2 separate regions of the Homo sapiens genome follow, and region 2 is linked to region 1. The links are chromatin contacts, found by Hi-C or POLR2A ChIA-PET in ENCODE. All regions are on one chromosome and are shown on one strand. Each heading gives the region's core, a stretch centred on a gene start or an enhancer-like site at or near the end of the contact. The rest is flanking DNA. Distances are from core to core; before and after follow the strand shown.

Region 1 (3,742 bases), core at 899-3,398:
TTCTTTTGCAAAAACTAATAATATTAGCCTGACCAATTATGAAATAATTCCTAAATTTACAAATTCCTAAATTTGTGCTTTCATGGCTTCCTTCTATTTTAAATCTATATTATTTTAAACAAATTTTCCTTAAGTAAAAATGACTTAACTTCATAAAAATCTACCATTTATGTAAATAAAACATTAACAAAAACAAAATTAAAAGAATTACTATAAATGAAACATTTACATTGCTGATATTAAATCCATTACTTGCATTCCTAATCATAACAATAAACATCAAGGTTAAAACTCTTTACCATTTTTATTACTGTCAATTTTTAATATGTAGGTTACTCTGACAGTCTACTTCTGCAAAGTCACCTGTTGAATTATATTTAGAGTACTGATTAAATATAATTAGAAAATATTAAAAGAGAAGAAAGTACTAACATCTGTATTGATAAATATATTTGGAAAGAGGAAAAAATCTAGATGTAGAGAGAGTGTGGTATTCTACAGATGGGCTAAATAACATTTGGTCATTCACTGGTACTAAGCCTTTCATTTTCTATAAGCAGACAAAACCTGGGAGGTTATTAAAAAAACAGCCAAAAGCCACACCCCCATGCTTCTTCTCTGGTGGCTGGCAGAAAGACATGTCTCCTGAAGGTGGGAGGAGCACTCACCTCCAGGCTTCAGGGAGTAATTCACTCTTCCCCCTTGCCTTGGCTACTCTTTCTTGGCAAAGTTTCCTCGAATTTAACTTCTCTTTCCACCAGAGTGGAATCAAGGTCGTCAATGAAAGGGGGAAGTCACTCAGCTTGCTTTGGTTAAGGGTACTTGGTTATGCCATTCGTCATTGTAAAATGGATCTTCTGGGTGGTCCAGCCCAGTTCTCCAAAAGAGTCAACTACCACAGGCTCAAGGGCAAAAGCCTTTTCATAAAAGTGTATTCCTGTGCCCAGGTGGATGAGGTTGGACAAAGCTACTATCACCAGAAGTGGCTGATCTTAATAGGAAAATTTCGGTCAACTTCCTGTCCCCAGCCAAATTCTCACCTCCCATAACAAAGACACAATTTAACACGTGCCATCAACCACTGCAGTCCACTATTCAGGGCAGCCACAGCTGGGGTGTGTATTCCCCCAAGATTTATCAAGAGTCTACCAAGTGCTGGCTGCTGAATCAGGCTCAGGCACACACAGATCAATAGGCTAGAACCTTCAAGAACTCATGCTCAGGTGGGAGAGACAGATACACTAAAGGATACAGACACACACAGAAAAGGCCATGTTGTAGAACATTAATAGCAAGAAGTACAATGTATGATGTGAGTGCCAGAGAGGGGCATCTACAGGGTGGTGAGCTGGACGGAAAAATGAGTTCTGAGAAGGCTTTTGGGAAGTGATGACTCCTAAATGATGATTAAAGAAGTAGAATTCCCCTAGTTTCTTGAAATTGTCCATGCTTAAAACTCAAAGGCTACACTGGTTTATGTTATCTGGTACAGAGAGCTATGTTTAACATATATTCAAGTACGTACATTCATTCTCAAGTGTATATCTCACTGACAGACATCAGCATGTGTAGTGGGTGCTGTGCTGGGCTGCCCTCTAGGGCTGAAGCCCTCATCTCCCAGCTGATGGGTGTTGGGAGCAGACAGCTCTCAGACGAGAATCTCTCCAGGTCTCATCCTCAAGTTGAAGATGGCACCTCTCCCAAGGTCATGCATTCTTTTGGGTTCATCCACATATGACAACTGGTTAATGTAGGTTTATAAAGGCCTGGACCCCTCTCCCTCCTGTTAGGACAATGCTGAAGGGCTCACCTAGCTTGAGGGTTCCTGTAGGATTGTCTGACACCTCTGTGATGATTGCATCACAGCTGAAGTTCTCCCTCTGCTGCGATCGTTCGTCACACAGGCAGAGATTTTGAAAGCTCTCCCATCAAACTTCTAGCACACAAATTTCTATCTCAGAGTCTGCTTCCCAGGGAAACTGATCTGTGACAGCATGTAAGGCATCGCTAATATCCTGTAAATATGCAGTGTGTACAACACAGCCCACGGCCACTGTTCTTCCACTCAGTGTCCTCGCCAGGCCCAACAAACAGTTCACTTCTCTCCGCCTCAGGTCTGAATCAACTAGAAACAGAACAAGAGTCAACAGATGGAGAACCGAGATCTCAACTTTAGTGCTGAATAAGTACACACTTAAGAATGTGGCTTTGTGCTGTGAGTCAGCTAATCTGTGAACTCCCAACCTCTCTCATTTCTAGTCATTGAGAAACCAAGATTCAATGAAATTCCTTGGCAGGGAGGTCAGAAAAATGGGGAAAGAAGTGTTCCCCTTCCATCTTGGTGATTTCTTACCCTGGCATATTTTATGCTAGCCTGAGGAAACCTTTTTAAGTCTTGGCTTCTACTTTTGAAGACGAAACCCAGTAACAGCTATCATTCTAACTTACATTTATCAAAAGGTAGGACATAAGGTATGGGGGTATTGTATTTTATAGTTTCATTAAAGAAGCCACATTAATCCATTAACAATTCTACTGTGTATACTGTGGTTCTAGGCTACACTAAGGAAGTCCAAGAAAACTCTCACTAGACATAGTTCAAATTGTTAGAGTATATGTATAAAATACATATTTTATACTTAACTCTATTAGGTTCACATGTACTTGTCTGATAAACGTGTAATTCGGACAACTTAGCATATTCAGGAAAATAACTCCTATAAAAATCACAGAATTTAGAGGGACAAGTAGCAACTGGAGTCTTTTTAAGGGAATCTAGTCCCAAATAAATGTTTTTACAAAATGTCTTCAGTTAATGCCTCACCTAGGTGTGATGTGATTCACTCAGACCAGAGTCTTGATCAAACAATTCCACTTCACAAGGTCATCGGCTCTACCACTGGGTCATTTGAAGGCTTTACACACACACATACATATGTACACACACATATATATACACACATATACATACCATACATGTATGAGTCTTCAGGGTAAGTATGAAATAGATACTAACATCTCAATATGGAATTCTCTGGAAAATGGGTATATATTTTAAACAATAAACCTATATTATTAATATTAAACTGAATCTGGCTATTTTCAGTCTCAATACCATATAATGCAAAGAATACCTGAGCTTTCCAAATGACCAAAGTAAACAAGCCTTTCTTCATATTAAGAGACAATTAACAGAAAAGCATTTCATGTTTTAAACTCTCAATAATTTAACTATGTATGAAGTAATTTGTCCTTAAAAACAACAGAACACAAAACCTAATATTTATATATATACAGGATATGTGGACTTACATCAAACATATTTTCAAAGAAAAACTCAAAAGCTATTTTATGCTACAGCAACTACACTCCAGTCGTGTGGTGGTGTATTAATAAGGAAATTTTCATGGCCATGAAATTTCTTTAGTATAATTTTTTTCTCTTAGAACCTAACCAAAAAAAGGCAAAGAAAGTTTTTTCATTATTTGAATCTACATGCACTTTCAAACTGAGGAAGGTATTTTCTTTTATATGTTATAATAAAAGAATTAGTTGCACGTAAAAAAAGCATTCTAAAAAGCAGTGACACTTGAAATTGTCCTGGAAATGAACAAAAGGAGTGAAAATGGATTTTAATAGCTTTGAGAGTTAATCATGCTATTCTCAGAGCAGGAGACTTTATCAAATTTATTTTATATAAATCTTTTGAATTCCTTTCATAATAGTTGTGAATCATGGCAAC
Region 2 (3,809 bases), core at 1,293-3,792, 69 kb after region 1:
TTCTGATTTATTCATATCAGTTTTAAGGCACGTCCATTTCTTATATGTATTTAATTGTTTTATTTAAATTGATCTTTCTGGGTTTTTCTAATTATCACTTATAAGAAAAATCATGCTTCTTATGCATATGGAAGTACATGTTGGAAAATGGATAAAAGAGCCATTTTAAGGATAAAATGCAAATAGTGCATCAGGCCTCAAAATTTCACTTTGAGTTTTCCCTTTAATAACAAAATATGGCCAGGCATGGCCTATAATCCTAGCCTTTGGGGAGGCTGAGATGGGAGGATCACTTGGGCCCAGGAGTTCAAGACCAGCCTGGGCAACATAGGGAGACCCTGTCTCTATAAAAATTTTTAAAAAATTAGCCTAGCATGGTGGTATGTGCCTGTGGTCCCAGCTACTCAGGAGGCTGAGGTGGGAGAATCACTTGAGCCTGGGAGGTTGAGGCGCAGGTGACAGAGCAAGACCCTGTCTCAAGAACCAACTGACCAAACAAACAAAAATATAAGTCTTTCTCAAAAAAGGTAGTCACTTAACAGATATATATGGGTAACACCTATACACAGGACACTGAATTAAACATGGAATTATAAAAAGATGAACATATGTTGACTTGTGCTCAAACATGATCTCAGATTACTATATTAGGATTTCGATGGCCACTTCAGGAGCAAGTCTTTCATTTAATAAATATTTATTGAGTGCTTACCACATTCCAGGTACCATGCTAGAAGCTAGAGATTTATGGAGCCTGGATTTGGGAGGTAACTCTAATCTAGTGCAGTTGGATCTATAGGACAGGATGCTGTGGGAGCACAGATGTCATCTAACTTCGTCTTGGAGGGATAGAGAAGGGTGACCCAAGGTAGTAATGTCTAAATTGAATTTGAGAAATGAGTAAGAAGTAACGAGGTACAGATCAGAAGTAGCGGGGGTGAGCAGCTAGGTGCAGAGTTTAAGGGAGCACCCTATGGAAATGCTGAGGGCTGTGTACAAGGGATGTATGTGAAGGAGTGTGAGAGTTTGGTATGGATGGAGCCTGCATTAGTCTGTTCTCACGGTGCTAATAAAGACATACCCAAAAACTGGGTAATTTATATAGGGAAGAGGTTTAATTGACTCACAGTTCAGTATGGCTGGGGAGGCCTCAGGAAACTTACAATCATGACAGAAGGGGAAGCAAACACATTCTTCTTCTCATGGTGGCAGGAAGAAGTGCAGAGCAAAAGGGGAAAAAACCCATATAAAACCATCAGATCTTGTGAGAACTCACACACTATCACAAGAACAGCAGCATGGGGGTATGCGCCCCCATGATTTAATTATCTCCCTCTGGGTCCCTCCCACCACACATAGGGATTATGGGAACTACAATTCAAGATGAGATTTGGGAGGGGACACAGCCAAACCATATCAGAGCCTACAGAGCAATGTAGGAGTCAGGAGAGATGAAGCTGGAGAGGAAAATTGGTCAAATCATGCAAGTCTCCTATATTCATTGATGATAGGGAACTAGGAGAGATATGCACTGGCTTTATAGTAAATGGCTCCTATAGTGTGTGAGTCAGATAATGTCACAGGCATGATACAAATTATAAGCAGGGTAGGCCTTGCTGCTGCAACAAAGATCTACAAATTCAATGACTTAGAGAACAGAAAGTTTATTTCTTTCTCACTTCATAGGACTGAGTGGTTTCAAGTCAGCAGCTAGAAATGGGAAGAGGAGAAGGTGGGCTCTGCTTTTTGCAGAGACCCCGGCTGACTGCAGCTGTGCTATCTTTAACCCATTGTTTCTAGCATCACCACCCCAGGAAACTAGAAAGAGAAACGGGATTGTAAGTAAGTGGCTTTTATGGGCCAGGTCTGAAAGTAGCACGTACTGCTTCTGTCACATTCCATTAGTCAGAAACCGGTCACATGGTTACACCATATTGCAAAGTACCCTGGAAAATGGAGCCCAGTTTTGTGCTCAGGAAGAAGAGAAAATGGATTTTGGGGAATAGTGTCTGCCACAGTGCTGGAGGGAAGAGCTGGTGGGCTATGAATCAGAACCATTGCTCACTCCTTCTAAGAGCCCTTTCTCTAGTTGCCTCTGCTTATCTCGTAGTCCTGGTCTTCTTTCAATTCCATTTCCCTTATGCAAATACATACAGGGCCTCTTGGATTATTTATCTCAACCCTAGCTACTTGTCATTCCTCAACTAAGATTCATGTTTGATCAATCTCCTCTGACTCTCAGCACAACAGGCTGTTTGCTTGCCCAGCTCAGCCTGTTTTAAGGAGAGAGTCCGACCTTGCTGGTCAGTTGGGGAAGCCAGAAATGCTGGTTGGTAGGTGGCACTCAGCAAGACACTCATTCCAAAGCAACACACACGTAATGAATGCAAGGATTCAGTCACGCTCAGGAGAACACAACAACACTGGCTCCCTTGACCTATTTCCTCAAGACTAAACTTTCAAAAGAGTAACCACACCCAGGCTGACCAGGGAATTGTTAAAAACAGGGATGTCAGCATGCTCTGATCTGACTGCCAACAAAAATATTTCCTTTGTGTTGATGCTTTCTTCATACTGCACTCAGGAAGGGCAAAGAAGTTTGACCTGTCTGGGTTGGAGAGCCCGGTGAACCACTCTCCCCAGGGTTTCTCTCTGGGAGTTACAGAAAGAGGCCTGCATGTTGTTTCTTTCTAATGGGAGTTGAGGCTACCACTTTCATAACCACCGATTAGTCCTATTTGCTATTAGGAAATCTCAGGGCTCTCCATCAAAGGCCTCATTGTTTGGATGTTTTTTTTCTTTCACTTGTGTCACTCTGCTAAGGTACGCTTTCACTCAGCAGTGTCTTCTGGGTCATTTTTATAATGCTGTTAAAGAGAGGATGAAAGTGCTAGAATCAAGAGTTGGAGATACCACTCCTCACCAAGAGTTTAAAACCGACATTGAGCGGAGGTGAGGAGGGATGGGGAATTTGTTGATGAATTTGTATTTATTTGTGTATGTCCCTTGGGTTTGTTTCCTTTTTGTCCAAATCCAGACATTTAAAACTCATATGTCTACGCTCATGATTTATAGAGATCTTCACTGTCATGATAAGCAAAATAGGAAGAAAAGGAAAATAAACAAATAAAAAATAAATAAAAAGGAATTCTGAGTGTTAGGGCTTTTTATTTCTGTCTTCATGTAATATATAAGCCTCATAGAAATACAGGTAAGGACTTGATTTCCTCTAAAGCCATTTCAAGCATTATAGTATATGAGAAATTTGCATTTTAATATTGTCTAAAAACATCGTGTTGTTATTATTGACCACCTGATTCTTAGCCATATTTCAAATTAAGCTAGCCATATGAAATAGTAGTTCTTCCATTAGTAATGCCATCTCTTATTCTTAGTCTTTTTTTTTTAAGGATTTCACTAAAACATTTATTCTAAGAAGCCCTCTTTCATTCACCTCGATTTGACTGGGATTATTTCTTTAAATTTTACATTTGTATCCCAGATGTGGCAAGGCCCTAGGACCAATCAGGATAGTCCAGGTAATGTTGAGGTAATGATCCCAGAATCTCAGTGGCTTAAATCAGCAAAAGTGTGTTTCTCCTTCGTGCTCCAGGTCCAGTGTGGCTCAGCACATGTGGAGTCACTCAGGGACCAGATCCAGATCCACAGAGGCTCCATCCTAATGTGTTCCGTAAGCATCCTGTTAGAGTGAAGAGAACGTGGTGAAATACATACTGACTTGGAAAGCTTCTATCTGGAAGTGGTGTGTCACCTCTGCTCATGTTTTTTTGGCCAAAGGAAGACACATG

Evidence for each region. Hi-C counts contacts between places; a loop is a spot of excess contacts on that map. ChIA-PET counts read pairs that join two places held with the same protein, here RNA polymerase II (POLR2A). Pooled maps may share reads with other maps.
Region 2: a loop to region 1 is called in a pooled map, with 2.8 times the contacts of the local background. The contact joins two enhancer-like sites. A Hi-C loop is called at or near these places in 3 of 168 maps with a recorded cell type or tissue (PC-3, esophagus muscularis mucosa and naive thymus-derived CD4-positive, alpha-beta T cell) and 9 of 50 pooled maps. POLR2A ChIA-PET finds 5 or more read pairs at or near these places in 1 of 52 experiments (T-cell).

The regions. Positions count from the first base shown.
Region 1 is chr6:105,358,008-105,361,749 of GRCh38, forward strand. All of the region lies in intron 6 of PREP (prolyl endopeptidase), which reads right to left. Among named protein-coding and RNA genes, the nearest start is that of PREP, 43 kb to the right of the region's middle. RefSeq lists an enhancer at 1,987-2,176. Within about 2 kb of position 2,149, at least 5 of the 41 ENCODE cell types and tissues checked have a DNase peak (open chromatin) inside an H3K27ac peak, as active enhancers do; they include PC-3, where a contact is called at or near this core.
Region 2 is chr6:105,426,154-105,429,962 of GRCh38, forward strand. No RefSeq gene overlaps it. Among named protein-coding and RNA genes, the nearest start is that of PREP, 25 kb to the left of the region's middle. Within about 2 kb of position 2,543, at least 6 of the 41 ENCODE cell types and tissues checked have a DNase peak (open chromatin) inside an H3K27ac peak, as active enhancers do; they include PC-3, where a contact is called at or near this core.